Linked DNA regions of Mus musculus: all the other regions are linked to region 3. The links are chromatin loops, found by intact Hi-C in ENCODE. Cell type or tissue: heart. All regions are shown on one strand. Links, peaks and the distances in the headings refer to the core of each region. The heading gives the core; the rest is flanking DNA. Region 1 has its middle 15 kb from the start of Nhsl1. Region 2 holds the start of Ccdc28a (coiled-coil domain containing 28A). Region 3 overlaps Arfgef3 (ARFGEF family member 3).

Region 1 (7,276 bases), core at 992-5,991, 210 kb before region 3:
GGTGCACAAGGACTTAGCTCTAGTGTAAGTAGCCACCTAGTGGCAGCTGTCTGCATCTGACCAGGGTCCTGTGTTGAGTGAAGTCCTCTGATTTCTCCTCTGAGAAAGGCCATCTGTGACTTACAGGGCTTGCCTGGCAGCTTGGGGACGCGTCCCAACCCCTCCATATAGTCTTTCCTTTGTTGATGGGTGGGCTCCATTGCTGTACTTCCCTAACAATTACTGTCTATTGTCTTCATCTTCCGCGGAGAGGTGCTTTCAGCTCTGGCTGCCGCTCCTTAGGATTCCAAGCACTTGGCATTGGGCCCACACATCTGTAGAGTTACAAGCTCCTGAGGTAACTATGCATGGCCGTGGTTTACAAATACCAACACAGACTAGCACCCTAGGATCAAAGCATTCAAGGAAAATGTGCCAGTGTCCCACCTTGCTCCTCAGAAGAGGTAAGAAAGGACTTTTCCCCCCTCAGGGCCAGGGAGATTGAGAAGTCCGGGGAGCTGGCATCCGAGTTGGCCACGGAAAGTGAAGCTGTCAGGGTTTTGGCTCTGTTTAGCTCCATCCTCCCAAACACTTTGATGGTCTCCCAGCCAGCTCTGAAATAGCTGTGAATAGGAATCTGATTGTTGCGTGCCATGAAAGACCAAACAAACTGGCAATTTAGAGAAGTCTTTGTGTCACCCCTCCCTTGCAGCACCCACTTTCTCCACCCCCCCCCCAATAATTAATGTGATCAAATAACCCCCCTCATGTTTAGAAGCCCGAGATCAGCATATCAAAGGGTGGGAAGGGCCTGGCAATCCTTACCAAACTCGCTCTGAGGGAAACAAAACTTATTTGCATAGGAAGAGACTTCTCTCTCTTTGCCTACAGCTGAGGAGTTTCCCCATAACTCCCTGTTTTGGGAGAAAATTGGCCAATTCCCTTTTTGATTCAGTCATTTCCTGAAGGTAATTCCCGAGAGTTGAAGCTCTGGGTCCAAATCCCCTCCGAGGTGGGAATGAATTGACAAGTGGAAGCCCCGGCAGTTTACTAATTCATAACTCTACCCCCTCCTTCTTCGTGTTGCTAAACACTATAATCTGTGACCTGAAAGGAAGAACACTACCAGCAAGTAAATATTGAAAAGGCCCTATGAAGTATAATGTGTGTGAATTGTGCCTGGGGAGCCCGTCTGCTGGGATGAAGTTCTCATCTGCTAATGAAAGTGAGGCGGTGGTTTTACAGGAGGTTGAAAGGAAATACTTTTAAAGTGCTAAGGGCTGGAGTTTAGTGTGTGAGTATTCCGTGTGACTGAGCGCGCACTGTTGTGAATGAATGAACTCTGTGCCACCGAGGACCACTGGGAACCCTGAGAGGAAGTGGAAGCATGACTCACGGATGTGCTTGAACTGTGTATCAAGGTGTGTGTGTGTGTGTGTGTGTGTGTGCGCGCGCACGCGTGCTAACTTCAGAGCCAGATCTGAAGCCTGGTAGGAAGAAAGACCTTGGATCATAGCAAGGAGAGGGCTCCTGGCTTACAGCGCTAGGCTACTACCCACATCTGAGGACAGCGGCCCAGTCTCTTCTGTGCAGTCTCGGGCGTGCATCGCCTGTCCGGAGGATTCACATCACCCTCAAGACTCAGCCAGGCTGGATGTCACTCACGGTGGCTTTGTTCTAAAGGCCTCCAGATGAGATTTATCTAGGCATCTGGTAAGTGAAACTTTTAAGTTTTACAATTTGAACCAAGCTGCTTAAATGGAGCGAGGGATTTGGCTAGAGAAGCCCATGGAGAAGACAACACGCAGTGCGCATCCATTGGTAGCGAAAGTGGGGGCCACTGGGGACCTTTGGCCTCTGTCTCTCGCAGCATGAGTGCCGGGGCTTCCAGAGAAAGGCTCATGATTGTCTGGAGGCAAAAGCTTTTCTCCAAAACTCGTGGAAAGGAAACAGCTCCTTGCTCTCTTGCTTTATACGCTGTAGTGTATTTAGAAAATGTTCAGAGCAGCCTACTAAAACATCCGTGTTATCTGCCTGCCTGCCCCGCCCCATGTTTAGCGCTGCCTATGTGTTTCTACAGTGCTGATATTAAGGAGTTCCTTGGGTGCTACAGTTACCATTCAGTTATTTCTTTCTCTCAGGATAGATTGACAGGCCTATTTCTAAGTTACCTATGTCATTTTTTAAAAGGTGGTCATCTGGTTGAGTTTTGAGACAGTGTCTTATGTGTCACGGGCTGCAGCAAGCCCGTCAAGTAGTCACTGGTAGGCTCTGATCTGTGTCTGCCTGCAGAGTGTTGGGATCACAGGCATGTACCACCATGCCCAGTTTTTGGTCCTGTTTACGGGGTACTGGGGACTGAACCCAGGGACTTGTGCATGCTGCACAGAATTCTACCAACCATGTTATGTCCTTAGCTTACTTTGTTTTATGTTTTAACAGAGGGTTTTACTGTTTTCTTTCTTTAAAAATTTTTTTTTCTTGATTTTTCGAGACAAGGTTTCTCTGTGTAGCCCTGGATGTCCTGAAACTCACTCTGTAGACCAGGCTGGCCTCGAACTCAGAAATCCGCCTGCCTCTGCCTCTCAAGGGCTGGGATCAAAGGCGTGCGTCACCACTGCCTGGCTTTACTGTTTTCTTAAAGGTTATATACTAATTTGTTTTAATTTCTCATGATAATAATCATGCCTCCAAATGCTATCTGGATATAAGACTAAATGTTTAAATATTACTTCTTGGTTTCAGGGTCACGGTCAGTTAAATGGTATCTGAAGGCTTCCGTGCTTCGGTCTCTTTATCCATTCACCTTGAGCCATTAACAGGGTGGTATTAACTACCAGTGCCTTTACTCCTTGGAGATCCGGTACTAATAGCCTGTTACCTGTCCTTTGGTTGATTGTGGTCTACAAATTCTCAAAAAGATGCATCTAAAAATGACAGTGATTTTTCTGGATATGGATCGCCTCTTGAGTTTTGGTGTAGTCATGGCTGTCCCACAAGGTGGCACTATTGCCGTGCTTCAGTGAATCTTTATGTGGAAATCAAGGTCTAGCTCCGCCTGGTTTAAATATCTGTGGTGTCTGCCATTCTGTGTTGTCTCAGTATATTTCTAAAAGGCGAAAGGAAAATGCTAAAACCTTCCTTCTCACATTATCCAATGAATTTTTATTATGAATTCACAGAGTTAAGTTTTGCTCATCATTGGAATCAGGAAAAGGGCTGATGCTGGAATCTCAAAAACCAGGCAAAGTCAGGAACTTCTCTGTGCTTGCTTTCTGAGAACTGGGAGAGTAGTCACTTGGGGGGACCGGAAGTTATGCTTTTAGGAGACAATAGGAGAGACTAGCCTCCATCATGGAGTGGGATTTGTAATATGGGTGTTGGCAGTGAAAGGTTCGACAGGGTCAGGGCTGAGGGGTGAACTGCATTATGAGAGCCAGCAGAGGAGAGCAAAAGCGGAGAGGGTAGAGTGGGCCCAGTACTCTCCTCAGGGGAGGAGGGAGAATCAAGTCAAGACTCCCACTTCTGTTGCAGGGAGCTATGGCTGCCCTCCAGTCGCCAGCACAGCTAGCTCTATCCTTTTCCTTGCAAGGTAACTAACTGGAAACTTAGAGAGCAGACTGAACACCCACTGCTCGGAGAAGGAAGTGGTGGCAGAGACTGTGGTGATGACAGACAGATGTCCACCGATGACAGCTGGGCAGGAGAGCTGAGGTTGGGGGGGATGGGGCACTGTGAGCAGGGGGATCAGAGAGAAATGACCGTGGAAATGGGACTGCGGCTGCAAAGTGAACAAATCCCTTGGTATAGTAGGTGGCAGGGCCGAAGGAGAGGGAAGTGGGGATAGCAAGGGTTTATTATTATTATTGTAAGTGTGTCAGTGGAGAAATTACCCACAGGTCATTTGGCTAAACCTGAGGCCTCTTGTGTATGTCATATTGTGGTTTCAATATGCTGGGCTCAGAGAATGGGAATTGGAGGAAGTGATATTGTAGGGGTGGGCTTTGAGACCCCCCTACTAGCTGCTCATGAGACAATCTTCTCCTGTTTGCTTTTGGGACAAGATGTGAAACTCCATGCACCGCGGCTGCCTGGGTGCTGCCCTGTTTCTGCCACAATGACAATGGACTGAATCTCTGAACCTGTAAGCCAGCCCTAATTAAATGCTGTTCTTTATAAGAGTCCCCTTGGTCATGATGTCTCTTCACAGCAATGGAAACCCTAGCTAAGACAGAGGGGTTGGTTTGTCCCTGCTGAACTACAGACTTGCTCCTTACTCTGAGTATGTCCTAGAAGGCAAACGCAGGCCTTATCCATCTTCTGACTACATATAGATTGCTAGATGGTCTACAGATAATGCATGAGCCAACTGTCTCCATGTGTATCGGATACAGCCTCTCGGGTGGCTCTCAGGTCCTTCTGTAGCAGTTCTGAGCGTCTAGGGTGGAGTCCAGGGGTTTGTAATTTAGTACTGGAAGACGTCACTTGGGACCAGGCTCATTTGGACTCTTTAAATGAAGCAATGCCTGGAACACTGCTCTTTGTTTTGCATGTGTGTGTGTGTGTGTGTGTGTGTGTGTGTGTGTGTGTGTGTCTGTGTCTGTGTGTGTCTGTGTGTCTGTGTGTCTGTGTGTGTCTGTGTGTGTCTGTGTCTCAGGAGCTGTTCACCTTGTGATTCCTCCCCGCCTCCTCACCCGCCGGCAGGGCATGGTGTCTACAGAGGCCAGAAGAGGGCATTAGAATCCCTGGAACTGGAGTTCCTGACTGTCGTGAGCCACCCTGTGGGTGTGGGGAATCAAACCAGGGTCCTCTGGATCAACAGTTTGTGCTCTTGACCACTGAGCCATCTTTTAGCTTCCGTTCTGTCCTTTATCCCTCGTCCATACTGTGCCCACAGTGCCGTAGAGCACTGCTGGGTTTTATCTCTCATGCTGCTGACATGGTGGATGGGTACTCACTCAACTTCTGTTTTGTGACGCAGACACAGGTTTGAAGTTGAAGCCAGGTTCCTCAGCCAGGCAGCGTTTGAATCTGCATACTCCTTCCTAGTGAATCCCACCATTTTCTTTTACTGGTGGTGGCTCTATTGCAGGTGGGTTGTGCGTTCTGCCACCTGCTGGTCATCTACTAAAATACAAATCATGTTTTGAGTCATTCTCCACATATAAGACAGGCTTTCAAACAGGACTGTTCAATAGACATAAATGAGGCATAATGACTGCTTTAGTACAGCCAACTGCTCTGAGTTGAAAGGTTTACATGTAGTGCTGCAAACCTGACAGAGCTAATTTCCTCTTATTTGGAACTTTTATTTTTTTCAGTCCAGGTGTTAAAATTTAATGAGAACAACATGTTTTAAGGGATCAGTTTTCTGTGTTAATCTCACAAAGAATGATCTTTTTATATGCCACATGTCTGTTCTAGGGATAGATGATTTTGGTGGCTCAAGGCATTGGGAGGGCCCTTGAGATTCAGATTCCATGCTGTTGGAGAAGTGTGATCTTGGAAAATGGCTATATTTCCTTGTTATTGGGGTTACTTTGACCATGTGGGACTGTGGGTCTCAGTATTGGCAGGAAGTAACAATTTCCAAACGCTTAACAGAGCACCTGCTTGGTGCAGGGCCCAGCAGGATAAACTGCATAGATGAGAATGTCTGTGTAGTGTGTGACCTCACAGCGACATTTCCTCATTGGGATATCTCTGAGACCCTATGTTCCCGAGCTTCTGTAATTGAAACACACTGAAGTATGTGGTTTCATTTTCATGGTGACAGTCGGAGGCACCATCTGATTCCTTCTGGGTGATTCTAAGTGGTCAGACTCAGGCGGAGTTCGTGCTTAGCGTTGGATGCACCTTTTCCCCTTTCTCCTTTTTGTTTAGGTTTTTGATTTTTATGGTATAGGGATGGAACTTGCACATGCTAGGCAAAAGTACACTGCCTCTGAACTTTGACATCCTCAGCCCCTGGGTTGGATGCATCTGAGACTGTTTTACATTGTAGTTAAGATTAGAAACAACATAGCCATTTTCACTTTCTGCCTTTTGCATGTAACTATTTGTAACACACCTAGTGCCTCCGTTGGCAGCTCAACCTTCAAAAAGGAGCCGTTTAAAAACATACTGCTCTTAAACAGGGAAGAGGAGTGTGAATACACAGCCCAGGAAGGGATGCACGGAACAAAAGCTCTAACCACATGGTCTACTGAACCGGAATCCTTTCTAAAACATGGCTCCAGCGTTCCACGTGGGTGAGAATCTAGGCACCAATACATTTCAGCCGGGTCTGACCTCGTGTCTGTACTCTCTGAGCAGTGCTAGGCTAGCACTCACAAACGGACACCATCTTGTCTGCCCGCACCGCCCCCCCCCCCCCACACACACACAGACATTTATTGGGCTACTGATAAGCACTGAATTCAACTATTGATTTCTTTCCTGGGAGGCTTTAGCTTCATTAGGAAAGTCAGATTTTGATCTTTTCTGAGCTTCGATGTAATCTCATTTTTAGAGGAGGTCTCATCTGGCTTTGGCCAAATAATTATACTTACATATTAATTTCTAAGTGACACTTCGTTGCTTTTTGGAGTCATGTCATTTTCGTAAGTGACATCTGGCCTGGTGTGTAACACATGCGTCACTTGACTCTAACTGCCCGTGTGCTGAAACAGTCTTTCAGTTATGAACCTACCTTTAGCCAGATGTGTTTTTCCTATGACTATAATCAGTCATGCTCTGTATCTTGCTTGCAGAAGTCGGGAGACTGATACCTTTTCTTCTGTGTTCTGTTAAAATATTATCAGTGTAGCAAACTTCAACATATGCTCAGAACAGGCTGTGAGAGAAAGGGAGAGGGAGAAGATTGACTTTGAAGTGACTTGCTATCATCATTACTGTCAGGATTGTCAGTATCTGTTACATCTGTTTGCTTTTGGAGACAGGCTCTCATCCTGGCTATGTAGTCCAGACTGGTCTCTAACATACAGCTGTTCTCTTGCCTCTTGATTTTGGGCTCACAGGGAGGCACTTGTCTGTCTCTGCCTGCCTGCCTGCCTGTCTGCCTGCCTCCCTATCTATCTATCTATCTATCTACCTACCTACCTACCTACCTACCTACCTATCTATCAAACTGTCTATCTGCTGTCTGTCTGTCTGTCTATCAATCTTACTTTTAAGCTAAACCGCTGACTACTCAGTGTAGGTAAGGTAAGGTGCTTATACCTTTACAGTAATTATTATTATTTTCCATAGTAATTTTTCTTCACTTGTCAGGATTTTATACTTCTCTGTAAACGAC
Region 2 (7,276 bases), core at 413-5,412, 370 kb before region 3:
TTGGGGAGGACTGTGGAAGGACTTTGGAACTTTGGGCTTGAAGATCCATTCGTTGTTAAGAGCTTTGTCAGATGTTGTGTAGGAGCTTAGAAGATAATGTTGAGAACAGTGCAGAAGATGGAGGCCTGGCTTGTGAAATTTCAGAGGGAAAATTAAAGACGCTTTTCAGGGCCATTGCTATTTTGATTGGGAATATTCTGTGGTTCTGGTTAGCTGGGGCTGAAGAATCAGCTGTGATTAACAAGATAGCAGAACTACTAAAACGAAACTTTTGGGCTGGAGAGATGGCTCAATGGTTAAGAGCACTGGCTGCTCTACCAGAGGTCCTGAGTTCAATTCCCAGCAACCACATGGTGGCTCACAACCATCAGTAATGGGAATCCTATACCCTCTTCTGGTGTGTCTGTGTACTCATATACATAAAGTAAGTCAATCTTTAAAAAAAATGAAACTTTTGCATTACTGGGACTATTGATGCTGGTTAGCTGGAGCTAAGAAATTAGCAGTGATTAAGAAGAGAACAGCATCATCGAGGTGACATCTTCTGGGAAGTGTTTTTTGAGAGCACAGAAGCCGTGTTCCAGAGATAACCAAAGTTGTACCTCATGCTACAGTGGGACTTGGTAATGTGTAAGAGTCACCCAGGTGGTACTGGTTTTGAAGGCATAAAGGGGTCACACAGAGCAGCTGAGGCTCAGCACTGTGATAGGCCAATGAAGGCCATTGGTGAGGGTGCAGCCTCAGTGGCAATTGATGGCCCAGGACTGAAGGGGTCATGCAAAGGATTTGAGGCTTAGCACCGTGAAGAGAGCCTATGAGAGGCTATTGTTAAAGCCAAGTTACAGTGGAAGACAGCAACATTTTAGAGAAGCCAGTACCATGAGATGACTACCAAGAACCACAGCAGCAGTGGAGTACAGGTGGCTGGAGCCTAGAAGACAACATGTGTGCTACAAAGGGCATGGCTGGAGAAGTGACCCAAGCCCTTGGAGGAGCTCAGAAGATCATGAGTCGGATCCCAGACATTGGATGGTTGGAGATTGATTTTTGCTTTTGATTGTGACTGTACCCTGATATTTTTCCCTCTTGAAGGAAGTTTTTTAGTGAAGCCCACAGTTAAGAGACTTTAAAATTTAAAGTACTTTGTATTTTAAAAGATACTAGAACTTTTAATATGTAAAGACTGTGGGACTTTTAAAGTTGTTTAGATCTTGGGGATGAATAAGAACTAAGGGTTGAGGCTTACTAGTGATGTGTTTGTCAAGTTAACAAGGGGTCAATTGTACTAGCTAGTTTTGTGTCAACTTGACACAGCTGGAGTTATCACAGAGAAAGGAGCTTCAGTTGGGGAAATGCCTCCATGAGATCCAACTGTAAGGCATTTTCTCAATTAGTGATCAAGGGGGAAAGGCCCCTTGTGGGTGGGACCATCTCTGGGCTGGTAGTTCTGGTTTCTATAAGAAAGCAGGCTGAGCAAGCCAGGGGAAGCAAACCAGTAAAGAACATCCCTCCCTGGCCTCTGCATCAGCTCCTGCTTCCTGACCTGCTTGAGTTCCAATCCTGACTTCCTTGGTGATGAACAGCAGTATGAAAGTGTAAGCTGAATAAACCCTTTCCTCCCCAACTTGCTTCTTGGTCATGATGTTTGTGCAGGAATAGAAACCCTAACTAAGACAATAATGTTACTCTCTTTAAACATACCAGAAGAGGGCATCAGATCCCATTGCAGATGATTGTGAGCCACCATGTTCAATTCTGGGAATTGAACTCAGGATCTCTGGAAGAGCAGCTAGTGCTCTTAACCGCTGAGTCATCTCTCCAGCCCTGTCTAATAATTTTTTAAAAAGCATTTTCTCTATTCACACATCTTCTAAGTATCTACTGTCTCTCTTCTACAAGCCAGGCACTGTCGTCAGTCCTGGGAAAGCAGCAATGAATTAGCCAAAGCCCTTAACCTCAAGAGGCCACCATTATATAAGTGACCAGTATAAACAAATCGCCCATGTAACTCCTCAGCCTCACTGGGCCTTTATCTGGCCTTTAGATCTCCCTTCTAAACCATACTCAAATACATGTATAATCAGGGCACCAGCGGACTAAGCTGCACCTTGAAGGCTTACATAATATACATTTTATTTACATGCTATTAACCACCACTCCTAGATATCTCTCTCTCTCTCCCCCCAAGGTGTCACTATGTAGCTTTGGCTGACCTGAAATTTGCTCTGTAGACTCAGCTGGCCCGAACTCATTAAAGGCATAGCTCTATCCCTCCTGGGATTAAAGGCATCAAAAGTGTGCACAGCTTCACCTTTTCTTTTTGAAAAACAATTCTGCTCTATGTCCTTGGCTGGCTGAGAAATTACTACGTAAGCCACGCTGGTTTCCAACCTGTGATGATCCTTCTCCCTCGGCTCTTGAGTGAGTCCTGGAAGGATGGGCATGTGCCACAAGTCTAGCTCTTTCGATTTGAATTTTCTTAATTCTATTATTAATTTATCACAAAAAAGTGTCAGAAAATGCATACCTGTTCCCCCCTTCAAATCGTTAACTGCACTATGAATTTAAAAAGATTTACTTTATGTATGTGAGTATAGTGTTACTCTCTTTAAACACACCAGAAGAGGGCATCAGATCCCATTACAGATGATTGTGAGCCATCATGTGGTTTCTGGGAATTGAACTCAGGATCTCTGGTCGTTTAAAAAATACTGTGGGGCTTAAGAGATGGCTCTGCAGTTAAGAGCACTGACTACTCTTTTCGGAGGTCTCTTTTGATTTCCAGGCCCAACAATGCTGCTTATGACAGTAACTTCTGTCCCAAGGTATCCAGTGCCCTCTTCTGGCCTCCAGGGGCACAGTGTGCACCTGTACACAGTCATCTAATAAAATTTAAAATCTAAAAGTGTTGAATTTAGTCCTGCCATGACTATTTTAAAAGACTGAAACTGACTTCTGTCACTCCTAAAAGAATTAGTCGGGAATTATACAGGTAATTTATTTTTGTTTTGCTAGCTGATGTGGGTTTTTCTTGGAAAAGGGTACAGCATTCAGTCTCTTGTCTCAGATACCAAGAGCGAATCCACTTGAGTCATTCGGGAATTGTTTAGCTGTAATACAGATTAAATAAAACTTTGAAGATGACGGAGCAGGTTTCCAAGAGATGAGGATCTGTATAATTGGTGATACATATAAACACGCTAACCTTCAAATCTATGGATGCTAATACACATTTGGTAACAAAAGAGGAGGAAAAAGCAAAAACCAGTTAATACATAAAGCATCGCCAATAAACCAATGGTCCCCGAGGGACCAAGCTTGCGATGTCCTCTTTTCTGAAAGATAACATCTGTCACAAGACCCTGAAATCCTTCTTGTATGACAAACACGAGGGACCTTTCCAGAGGGGACGAACTGCTCACGGTTGAATGTCAGGCCTCGCTGCCAACCAGAATCACCAGAGGTGCCTCTGGACTTTGCCTCATTCATTTCCCTTCCGCAACCCAGCCCTGCGATGACCCATCTACACTCAGCGGTGACCAGAGCAGGTGCTGAGGGGCTCGAATGAACAGGTTGCGGGGTCCCCTTACCCCATTACATACCGGAGGGAGAAAAGGCTGTGGTTACCCTTCCTCGGCTAGGAAAAGTAAGAGAGCGTTCAAAGCCTCCGCCAGGGCTGCATCAAGAGCCCAGCTCGTCTGCCTGGGTCACAAACCCAGGCAAGCGCCCTTTGTTTACGGAAGTGACGTAATCTGGGCGGGGCCCTCCGAGAGGCGAAAAGCCCCGCCTCTCCCAGGTCCCTTAGCGATGCTCGCGTCTCTGCTTTGGGCTCCGTCTTCCCATAGCCGCCTTCAGGTATGGCTCCAGCGGCTGCGGGAAAGAGGAGTTGTTGTTGGCCACTCCACTTCTGCCTGTCTCATGGCCTCATGGAAACTGGCTGTATATTGTCCTCACCGGAAGCGGCCAGCCACCTCGGTGAAGGACCGCCCCATGCACTGCAATTCCCAGCATGCCTTTCGAACAAATCGAAGGCGGAGCCTATTGTCCCCTTGCGGCGGATCCACACCTCGGATTGGCTGCTTTTAGTTTGGCTTGAGAAGCGGTATTGGGTTCAGCATCCCTGATGCTGTGCCGCCAAGTGTGATTCTGTAAATAGCCAGTATCCAAGCATTGCAGTTGGGTGTGGTGGGGGTGGGGTGAGTGCGTTTAGGTTTTCTGTGTACCTGTCTGTCTGTCTATCAGTCTTTCTTCGTTTTCTTTGCCTTTTTTTGACCAAGTCTCGTATAGCCGACACTGCTCAGGAACCGGTTATGTTGTTGAGATCTTCCTGCCTGCGCTTCTCATACGGGTATGTGTCACTCGTCCCACTTTACCTCACTACAGTCCTTTAAGGTAATGTCAAAATCCCCGTTTTAGAAGTGATTCTGAGGTCGGGCGTGGTGGCGCACGCCTTTAATCCCAGCACTTGGGAGGCAGAGGCAGGCGGGTTTCTGAGTTCGAGGCCAGCCTGGTCTACAAAGTGAGTTCCAGGACAGCCAGGGCTATAAAGAGAAACCCTGTCTCGAAAAAACCGAAAAGAAAAAAAAAAAAAAAGAAAGAAAGAAAACAAATGAAATGATTCTGAGATTCAGAAAGGCTAATCAGACTTGCTGCCTGACTCCCCACTTCATCCCCGGGATTAGGAATTGAGGGCTAAGAGAGAAGGCTCAACCCTAAACTAAAGAAAACTTACCTTTCCCTCCTTGATGTGGATGCCTTCTCAGAGGGAAGATGGGACTTTTTAGATTCCGACTTTCTTAGATTGAGGTGACCCTGTCCTTCAATCTCCCCATTACCTAGGGAGGAAATTGTGTCTAGAGATTATATTGAGACAGAGCAAAAATGGAGTTACTAAGTACTTAAACTCATACTATGAGATGTTCTTCCATTAGGAAAAACAAAACCAAAAACTTGGAATTCTTAAAAAAAACAAACCAAAAAACAAAACAAAATAACAAAAACAAAAAACCCCCACAGATACAGCATTCATGGTTCCAGTTTCCAAAGTGAACACGTGTTAGGTTTCATAATTTGGTATTTTTAGGGTAAAGAACTTGAACTTAAGAAAAGGCGGAATTCTCCTGTTTGGCATCTCTGAATGGTTGTATTTTGTGAATTGATCTACAACTTGGTTTTTAAGGAATGTCATGGCCTAGGTTCTACTTTTATAAAATTATGCCATGAAAGAATGAAAGAGGGAAAGCAGTTTGGGAGCAGGCCACAGTGTGGTGCTATATTGACTTGCTTCGGAGCTGAGACCTACATGGGAAAGTTATCCCAAAAGCGATGCTATTGTTTGGCTATCTTTGTAAAACTTGGTGCCTTCTCTGCTCTGAGATGAGCTCTAAAACACTACTGAGAGATTGGAGAAGAGCTCTCCAGGGCTGAGGACCCCCAGAGACTTCTTGAAGGGACAAGTGGGCTTTTGGAGAGCTGCTGGGAACTGAAAGTACCAGGAGGATCCGCTAGGTGAAACAGCCGTGAGTGAGTAGCCATTTCTCAAGAATGTATGTATTGTGTCATAGAAGAAACAGTAGGGCCTGGGGTGGGACTTTGGGGGAGCACTGGCCCAGCATGCTTGAGGCCCTGGGTATGAGTTTTGTCACCAAAAGAGGCAAAACAGTGAATCCAGAGGAACTATTTCATTTTTACTCTAAGATGTAACAGGTTTTTAGCAGGAGGCCAAAAAGTCTTTAAAATGAGACTGTTCATTTTAAAGACTTAGACATCTAGCATTGTTACGCCTATAGTCTTTTATTAAACATACTACTTTAGGCTGTAATTTCCTTAAGAGCAAATATGTGTTGATTTCCATACCTTTAGCAGTTGAGAGTGACATAAAAAGGGTACTCATTAAATTAATGAATGAAGAAATCTTAAACTCAAGCCGGGCGTGGTGATGCACGCCTTTATTCCTAGCACTCAAGAGGCAGAGGCAGGCGGATTTCTGAGTTCGAGGCCAGCCTGGTCTCTTTTTGGCAGGATTTTCTATAGACCAGGTTGGCTCAAATGTGGAACTCTCCTGCTTTGGCCTCCCCAAATGACGAAATGGCAGTTGTGCAATAAATATCTCAGCTGTGCAGTGTCACAGCTGCCTAGGCTGCCCTTGAAGCCACAGCATCTGAAAGAGTTGGCCAAGTTACAAAGCTGACCAGATGACATCACCGTTGTCCAGGCAGATCTCTTTCCTCAGCAGAATATTTGGGGCTTTGCTAGTCCTGCCTTCCTCTAAGAGCTCTGACGAGGCGTCTGATTACCCAACCTTTGGATGTTCTGATGACTTCTTGCTAAACAAACTAAAACCTTATTTTCTGGGGGTTCTACAATGCTAATGTTTTAATTTATTTTTGTATTTCAAGTCTACACTTCCCTTTTAAAGCTAAAGTAGTTAGCAAGTTTAGGAGGTAGGTGACTGTACTCAATATTTTTGTATGCCAACTTGATACAAGCTAGAGTTATTGCAGAGAAAGGAGCCTCCCTTAAGGAAATGCCTCTATGAGATCCAGCTGTAAGGCATTTTCTCAATTAGTGATCAAGTGGGCAGGGCCTAGCCCATTGTGGGTGTTGCCATCCCTGGGCTGGGAGTCAGTCCTGAGTTCTATCAGAAAACAAGCTGAGTAAGCTGGGGAGGCAAGCCAGTAAGTAACATCTCTCCATGGCCTGTGCATCAGCTCCTGCCTCCAAGACCCTGCCCTGTGTGAGTTCCAGTCTTGACTTCCATGGTGATGAAGAGGAACATGGAAGTGTAAGCTGAATAAACCCTTTCCTCCCCAACTTGCTTCTTGGTCATGATGTTGTGTGCAGGAATACAAACCCTGACACAGTGACAGGAAGGTCTGAGTTGTTTTGATCCTTGGAGAATCTTTCCCAATCTCCTGAAGCCAGAGCAGCTTTAAAAGAAGGATTAACCAGAAAACAAAGCATACCATGGGTCATGAATCGGCTACGCTGTATACAGCTTCTCCTTTCCTCAGCTTGGTATTACCGTGTACTCCAAGGATGCTAAGAACTTGAAGGAATGGCTTATAAAGAAGCAAAGGGTAGAAGGAGGGATGTCTTTTCTATAGCTTTGAAAGATACCATGGCCACAGCCTATAAAGCAGGCTAATAACCCTCTCTCTCTCTCTCTCATATGTGTGTGTGAGATATGCTGATATATAATGTGGGTGTTTTCATCATATCAATTGTTCCGTTAGGGAACCCTGACTAATAGGAAGGGCAAGGGAGGAAAGGAGAA
Region 3 (7,276 bases), core at 820-5,819:
ACTCGGGAACAGATTGAAGCAATCTACTTGGTGACTAGGAGCTGGCAGTGGGCACTAAATCTCAGGCTCCATCCACCTTCAATTCTCACCCTCCTCCTCTGCCCCCGAGCACTAAGCACATGTTGACTGAACACCAAAGAGGGGGAACTATTAATTATACATTATTTCTGAAAGGCAATCCACAAAGTGAGTCACTACCATAAAAGACAACTTCTTGGGATTCTATGATAAAACCCCACCCTTGTAAAGAGCCAAGGGACCCTCTCCTCACCTAATGCAGGAACAGCCCACCCTGGAGATGGTTTCTGTGGGCTTGGCCACGCATACTACCAGTAGCTCAAAGAGATCCTTCAGCATGGTGTTGATCATACTCTCATACCTGATGTCTGCAGGAAGAAGGAGTAGATTCTTAAAACTCTAGTGAAACAGGGGAGAATGGAATGGCCATCTCTGGCAAAAGAAGAAAGTCTGAGACATCTAAATGTATCTAAAAAGAAAAATTCAAATATACTTTCCTTGGTGATGAAAACTGAATTATATTTAGGTGCTCTTGGGCAAGAAAGCAGTCCTGTCTCAGCTTGGGGATTTCTGAACCTCTGTCTATCTGGCTTCCATTTGCACAGCATTTGTAGACTAAAGGAAACGGAGGTCTCCAAGCCAATCTAATTGTCCACTCTAGGACTGTATCTGTGTGCTTTCCTTAGGGTCCTTGTGAGGCTACAGAAGCAATTTTCAGTGGCATTGCTTCCACACCCCTCAGTGCTTGCTCAAAAATACCAACCCCCTGAGACACACTCACTGCCTTCGTGTGGAAATCCCTTTCTCCTCCACCAGCTGTGGAAATCCCTCCCCACGCCACCAGCAGCTTTATTCTGCAGGACAAATTATCCTCACTGAATTTAGTATCGACGCAATTTCCTATTCTTGCTTTAAACTCCTTGGGGCCCACATTCTGCTTGGTCTCTTTTGTCTTTTCTAGCAAGAAGGCCTCTTGCTTCTGTGTATTTTCCCCTTCTGTTTTGACGCTATGCTTCTTTTTCCTCCCAAACCTCCCAAACCAGCTCGAGAGCAAAGTCTGACTCTCACAGAGGTCCCTGCTCAGGTCCCCAGGCTGCTGCCCTGCCTGTCCTTCTCTATCTGCCACTTTCAACATAACTCTCCACTAACATGTATATTTTTCAAAGTGCCACAGGGCACTAAGGAACTTCCCCTTATCTCTGTCCTGATAAGTAACTTCAAGTTGGTAACCACAGCCCTTTCTAAATTCTATTTCTTTTATTTGCTTTCTTTTGATGAAAAAGCACAAACAACAAGATATACCACCTCTGCATACTCTGGCTATGAGGATTTTAAAAAGCTGTGTATTTGAATAAGCCTTTCCTCTTATGCCTAGCTACATTGGACCTGCTATTAGGTTATCGTATCTTCAACAAAGGCATTTGCACCAGCGTTTCACGAAGCACTTTGAGAAGCCTGGAGAAGCAATGCCTACAAGGGCAGGCTCTGGCTCTGCAGCTACCTGAGTGTAGAAAGCTTTGAATGTGTTCCACCACCAGCTCGCAGGACAGACCAATGGCGTGCTTGAAGTTAGCAGATGCCACATCCCAGTAGGAATGGTCCTTGTGGCTACGGAGGAGCCACAGAGACATCACAGGAAGGAGAAGGTGAACAACTGCATAGATTCCAAACCCAGGGCCTGAAAAGGAAAGAGGAGGGTCAGAATTACCATTCCAAAAGGGATGGGGGCTTCTTGCTATGGCTGGTATCAAAGATCTCTTTCAAAAATTTTTTCCTATTCTTGAGAAAGTGTGGGGAGAATTGACAACTCACTGGGGGCAATAATGGGCATTTTACTTCTTTGTATGACTATAGCTCTGCAGGTATACGAATAGACATAAAAAATTCAAATATTACCAAGTTAAAATGCCTCTTGATCTCTTAGTTCTCATAGTCAAACATATAAACACATATGTGCATTTAGGAAAGAATGTCAAAATATATTATATATACTTACACAGAACACCAAGGTATATAGTTTTATTTATAATAGTCTGAGTCTCACTCTGTTGTCCAGATAGGCTTTGAACTCTTGGACTTGTGTTTCCCTGGCAGAGCCAACTGTGATTTCACCCATTTCCCACCACACTAGCTTAGAGCTTTAAACTACTTTGATAACTATGGAAAACAGAGTTTACATTATCAAAAAATTTAAACAATCCTTATTTTCACTGATCACTATTTTCATTATATATAGGTATACTTTATTAATCAATTTCAGTGCTGATGAAAATTTAAGACGTGAGTCGTCTTTTTATTCTGTAGGCAATGCTATAAAGATTATCTTTGTGCTTCTTTAAAGAAACACTAATAGATTTTTAAAAATTGATTTTAAAAGCAAGGTACAAATAGGGTGGGCTGGCACATGCTTATACTCCTAGCACTTGGGGGTCAAGACAGATTACCAGTTTCAGGCCAATGTGGGCTAAACAGTAAGATCCAACAAGAAAAGAAAAAGATATCAAAGATAACATGAACATTACATAATATAGAGGAACAAAACTTACATACAACCGGGCAGTGGTGGCGCATGCCTTTAATCCCAGCACTTGGGAGGCAGAGGCAGGCAGATTTCTGAGTTCGAGGCCAGCCTGGTCCACAGAGTGAGTTCTAGGACAGCCAGGGCTACACAGAGAAACCCTGTCTCGAAAAATTGAAAAAAAAAAAAAAACACTTACATACAGATATAATTCCATTTTAACATATTTCCTTAAGGTACTTCTTGAATGAACATGTATGAATGTGTATTTTTAAATACATAAATTCCATATAGGTGATTCTACATTTAAAATAATTCCTTGAAAATGTCATAATGTTATTCATATTTATTAACTGCTTTTCACTTAGTGTTAAAAAAACTTTAGTATTTAAGAGACTTTAACAAACATATATTTATTACGTTAAACACTATTCATATAAACATTGAAAATGGTGCTTAGTAATGAGATATATTTAGAAGTCATGGTGCATAACTTTGTTTAGTGGGATGCTTTTAATTTTTAAACATATGAGAATAGCTACAAACTTTACAATGAATTTTAAGCAGGTGTTAATAATCAAGTCATCACAATGATGAATAGACAGCTCACTGTGGAACTGGTTAGTAGCTTCATTAAGGTTCTAATTCCGTTAGTAAAAACTAAAATTCAAAGTCTGGCTGCTCTTAACTGACCCTTCCTAGTCCAGAGGATCAGAGTTCGATTCAGAGTTCAGTCACCCTTACAGTAGCTCCCAATTGTCTGACTCCAGTTTCAGGGGATCTGATGCCCTCTGCTGGCCTCTCCAAGTACTGTATGCATGTGGTACACAGACATTTATTTATGCAGGCAAAGCACCCATAAAATAACAGTCCCATAATCAGCCTCCAAACGCTGACACCATTGCATACATTAGCAAGATTTTGCTGAAAGGACCCAGATATAGCTGTCTCTTGTGAGACTATGCCGGGGCCTAGCAAACACAGAAGTGGATGCTCACAGTTAGCTATTAGATGGATCACAGGGTCCCCAATGGGGGAGCTAGAGAAAGTACCCAAGGAGCTAAAGGGATCTGCAACCCTATAGGTAGAACAACAATATGAACTAACCAGTACCCCCTCCCCCCCCAGAGCTTGTGTCTCTAGCTGCATATGTAGCAGAAGATGGCCTAGTCTTTCCATCAGTGGAAAGAGGGGCCCATTGATCATGCAAACTTTATCTGCCTCAGTGCAGGGGAATGCCAGGGCCAAGAAGTGGGAGTGGGTGAGTGGGGGAGCGGGTGGGGGAGCAGGTGGGGGACTTTTGGGATAGCATTGGAAATGTAAATGAAATAAATACCTAATAAAAAAAAGAAAATAAAAAAAACCAACAACAAAAAAAAAGAAAAGAAAAAAATAACAATAAAAACACCTTACATTTCTATAAAAAGTTTCTTTGACTGAGGAAACTTTGAAATGAATAATAACTGTGAACAAGAGATGCATTCCTAAGGTCTCTTTCCTACACAGGAGACCATCTTAGGCAGTAGGTATCCTTTTCCAATTCCAATCACCACGACAAGAGGCTGCTTGGTATGGTATGTGCGCATGAGTGGTGGGTCAGTTGAGCTCTCCTAAGAGCACTGGGGCTGCGAAGGCTGTAAGATCTGGCCGAGGAAGAAGGCTGCAATCATGTCAAGTGGCAAAGCCGGCTGTCCTATGGAGGCACTGATGGCACAGATGGATTGATGTGGGATTCCAACAGCACCAACGAACACATCTTTGGTAAAAATTTCAGGGATATATCTTACCCATGAAACATCATTGTAGCCATCGAACACATATTTACTGAGCATCTACTGTGAGTGAAACTTGGCCTTAACAGTGAAAAACAGTTAAATATCCAAAGAGACACCTTCTTGAAAATAGTTAAATGTCTAACAGCATATAACTCCAATAGAAACAGATATAGACATTTACCAGGTGTTTTGGTAACATCTCTCAACAGCTCAAAGAGTAAATCTAAGGTGGGTGGTTGGTGTTGCCTTGGACAGTTGGACACAGCTGCTGTTAGCTGCTCCAACAGGATGATCCAGACTTCTATCAGACCTGGAAAAAAAAGGCAGACTGCTCAGAAACCCAGCTCTCCATCAGGAAGAATAATACTTGCAAGATCCGAGCTAATTCCATGTACGAATGGCAAAGGGCATTGGGATGTCAATTGCCAAAGAGTGTGTTAGCTCTAGGTGCCCACAAGCAGGCAAAGGTCAACTAATATGGTCTGACAAAGTCAAAGGAAAACACAAGACTCTAATTCTTCCTGAACTTTACCTTCTAAAAACAGCAGTGACTGAAATGACTGTCAGACTTCTTGGGAACTAGTCATATAATTATACAGATATAGAATTATTTATTTAGCTTTATTTCTGTCTATCCTCTTGTTTTTCTCTTGAGACAGGGTCTCATGTAGCCTATGCTAGCCTCAAACTTGCTATTTACCCAATGATGACCTTGAACTTCTGATTGGAAGTTTCCACCTCTCATATATGTGCCTAGTACACAAATACATAAACAGTTTTAAGAACTGATACATGCTCAGATAGTATCATGCATGGATTTTCAATATACATAATTTACAGCCCAGTGAAAAATGCAAATATAAATATAAATCATAAGCATACATAGAATACACAAAGCTAGACATAATAGCTGACAAGGTAGATGCCATTATCAATTTATAACCAGTCATCTCCCAAGTTCTGGGATTTAGGGACTTGTTACACATCATACTATTTATATAGTGCTGGAGATCAAACCCAGGGCATCATTCATGTGAGGTAGGCTCTCTTTCAAATAGATACATCTCTATCCTTCCTGCCTATTATTTTAAAATAATAAAATGTGCTACTTCCACTATTTTCTTTGTAACTTAAGTGGCATTAATTGTGTGCATCATGCAATGTAAGTTGTCATCTCACACAGACACTCTGTAACCAGCTTTCCACTGTCCCCCAACTCCAGCTCCAGCTATCTCCTAATCTAAGCCAAGCTGCTTTGTTTACTATGGTAGTGTTGGGAACTAAAAAGGAGGCCCTGGGGAAGGGGGAGGGGAACCCACACCCTGCCAGCGTTTTACCTATTCTCTGGTCTGTCAGGCATGGGAGAGCTGCCATACACTTTCCACTTAGCCATGGGTGTGCATTCAAGCCTCTGACCCACTCTTCAGGGGGTGGCAAGGGGCAGCCCTACCTGGGGAGCCCTGCAGCTACTTTGCTAAAGCCACCAGGGTTATAGGAAAGAGGGATGAGGTTCCCAACAGCTGCGAGAGTGAGTGCAGGGGATCTTGATGAGCAAAGACTATGCTTTTAGAGCTTTATTATAGAAAGGCAGGGAGAAGGAGAGAAGGGAGAGAGAGAGAGAGAGAGAGAGAGAGAGAGAGAGAGAGAGAGAGGGCTAGAGAGAAAGAGAGTAAGAGGGAGAGAGGAGAAGAGAAGACAGAGAGGAGAGAGGGCATGAGAGTGAGGGGTAAGAAGCAAGAGAGACTAGTGAGAGAGAGCAAACAGGGGCTGAACCGCCCTTTTTATGGTCTTTACTGTTGCTAGGTAACTGGAAAGGAGTTTAGCCTGAAGGTCAGAAGCTTGGGCCATTGTCTATGTGACTTCTAGTCATGCTTCTCTTGTGGGGGCTGTGTGTGTGTGTGTGTGTGTGTGTGTGTGTGTGTGTGGTAACTTAGGCAGGGGCCAGAGTTCCAGGAGCACGAGGGAACGCCTACCATGTCATGAAGGTGAATTATCACCATTCAGATCTCAGCTCACCTGGAGACCAGCCTGTCTGTGCAGAGTTCAATGCCCCACAAGGTAGGATTAAGGTGATCTATCTCTATATTTGCCAAATTGGTTTGCCACTTCCAGCTCAAGTCCCTGGAGGAAGTGTTACTTCAGAAAGGGCCAGGTGGCCTTCCTTTGTGCAACAAGCCATAAAGATGACTTGATAAGGGACATTGTTAAGTACAAGGACGGGGAACAGCCTTGATTGCTAGAGTCTGGTGATTAGGGCTGCGATGAGCATGAAAAATTCTTATGTTGAGTACTCCTCATCTTCCACTAGCTTCTATACTCTCTATACTTTCTGTACTACACAGCTCTTTGAAACAAACCGAGGCCTGTATCTTCACCTCCTCAACGCTCGCTTCACAAGTTTTTGAGCATTGCCTAAGAGTATGGGAGTGTGCTGTGTTATGCTCACTTCTTTGCCCTTCCCTCTCTCGTTCCCATATATGTATATATTTCTCCGATTTATCAACCTTTGTATTAAAAGCCTTTCTGGATCTAGTTGAAGAGCCCACTGAGGACAAGGTAGGCCTCTCTACACTTTAACTTTAGAATACACTTACTGAAACAACTGTAGATTTAATGCAGTGTTTTAGACTTTGGCTTGAACTAATATGAAGAGAGAAAGATGAAAAACACACATGACCAGTTGTGGACAGACAGACCTGGGGCTAATTATATTTGATGTTAATCCTGTGAGGGGTTGAAAACAAGGAATGAGTCAGCAGGTGATTTCCTGTAAACCTGCTTCCCACTTTAACTTGTAAAATAATAATTTGGCAGATAAAAGGAAAGGTGGAGTGGAAGGTGGAGAGAGAAGAAGGAGAAAATGGAAGAGAGAGGATGCAGAGGAGGAGGAAGAAGAAGCACATGGCCTGGAGAAACCGCAAGTTCTAAGGGGTCTCATAGTTGTGGAAGATGGTAGTGTAGCAGT

Evidence for each region. A loop is a pair of places that touch in the nucleus more often than their neighbours do. Peaks named below come from ENCODE experiments on the same cell type or tissue, not always from the same donor. Only the 100,000 strongest peaks of a DNase experiment are listed, where the experiment ranks them.
Region 1: a loop joins it to region 3, with 17 times the contacts of the local background. A loop is called at or near these places in 9 of 42 quality-filtered maps.
Region 2: a loop joins it to region 3, with 2.7 times the contacts of the local background. A loop is called at or near these places in 2 of 42 quality-filtered maps.

The regions. Positions count from the first base shown.
Region 1 is chr10:18,388,819-18,396,094 of GRCm38, forward strand. It overlaps a transcript of Nhsl1 not described here. Among named protein-coding and RNA genes, the nearest start is that of Nhsl1, 15 kb to the right of the region's middle. In heart, for the core only: CTCF peaks have their summits at 2,982 (motif pointing right), 5,068 (motif pointing left) and 5,273; a DNase peak (open chromatin) is centred at 1,393; H3K27ac peaks cover 944 bases.
Region 2 is chr10:18,231,250-18,238,525 of GRCm38, forward strand. Ccdc28a (coiled-coil domain containing 28A) reads right to left here and starts at 3,732. Exons shown (of 6, transcript NM_144820.4): 1 at 3,603-3,732. In heart, for the core only: CTCF peaks have their summits at 2,861 (motif pointing left) and 5,283; a DNase peak (open chromatin) is centred at 4,012; H3K4me3 peaks cover 1,482 bases; H3K27ac peaks cover 1,040 bases.
Region 3 is chr10:18,598,915-18,606,190 of GRCm38, forward strand. It overlaps Arfgef3 (ARFGEF family member 3), which reads right to left. Exons shown (of 34, transcript NM_001033258.4): 27 at 4,493-4,621; 28 at 1,520-1,696; 29 at 272-386. Among named protein-coding and RNA genes, the nearest start is that of Hebp2, 56 kb to the left of the region's middle. In heart, for the core only: a CTCF peak has its summit at 3,328 (motif pointing left); no DNase peak of the experiment used is centred there.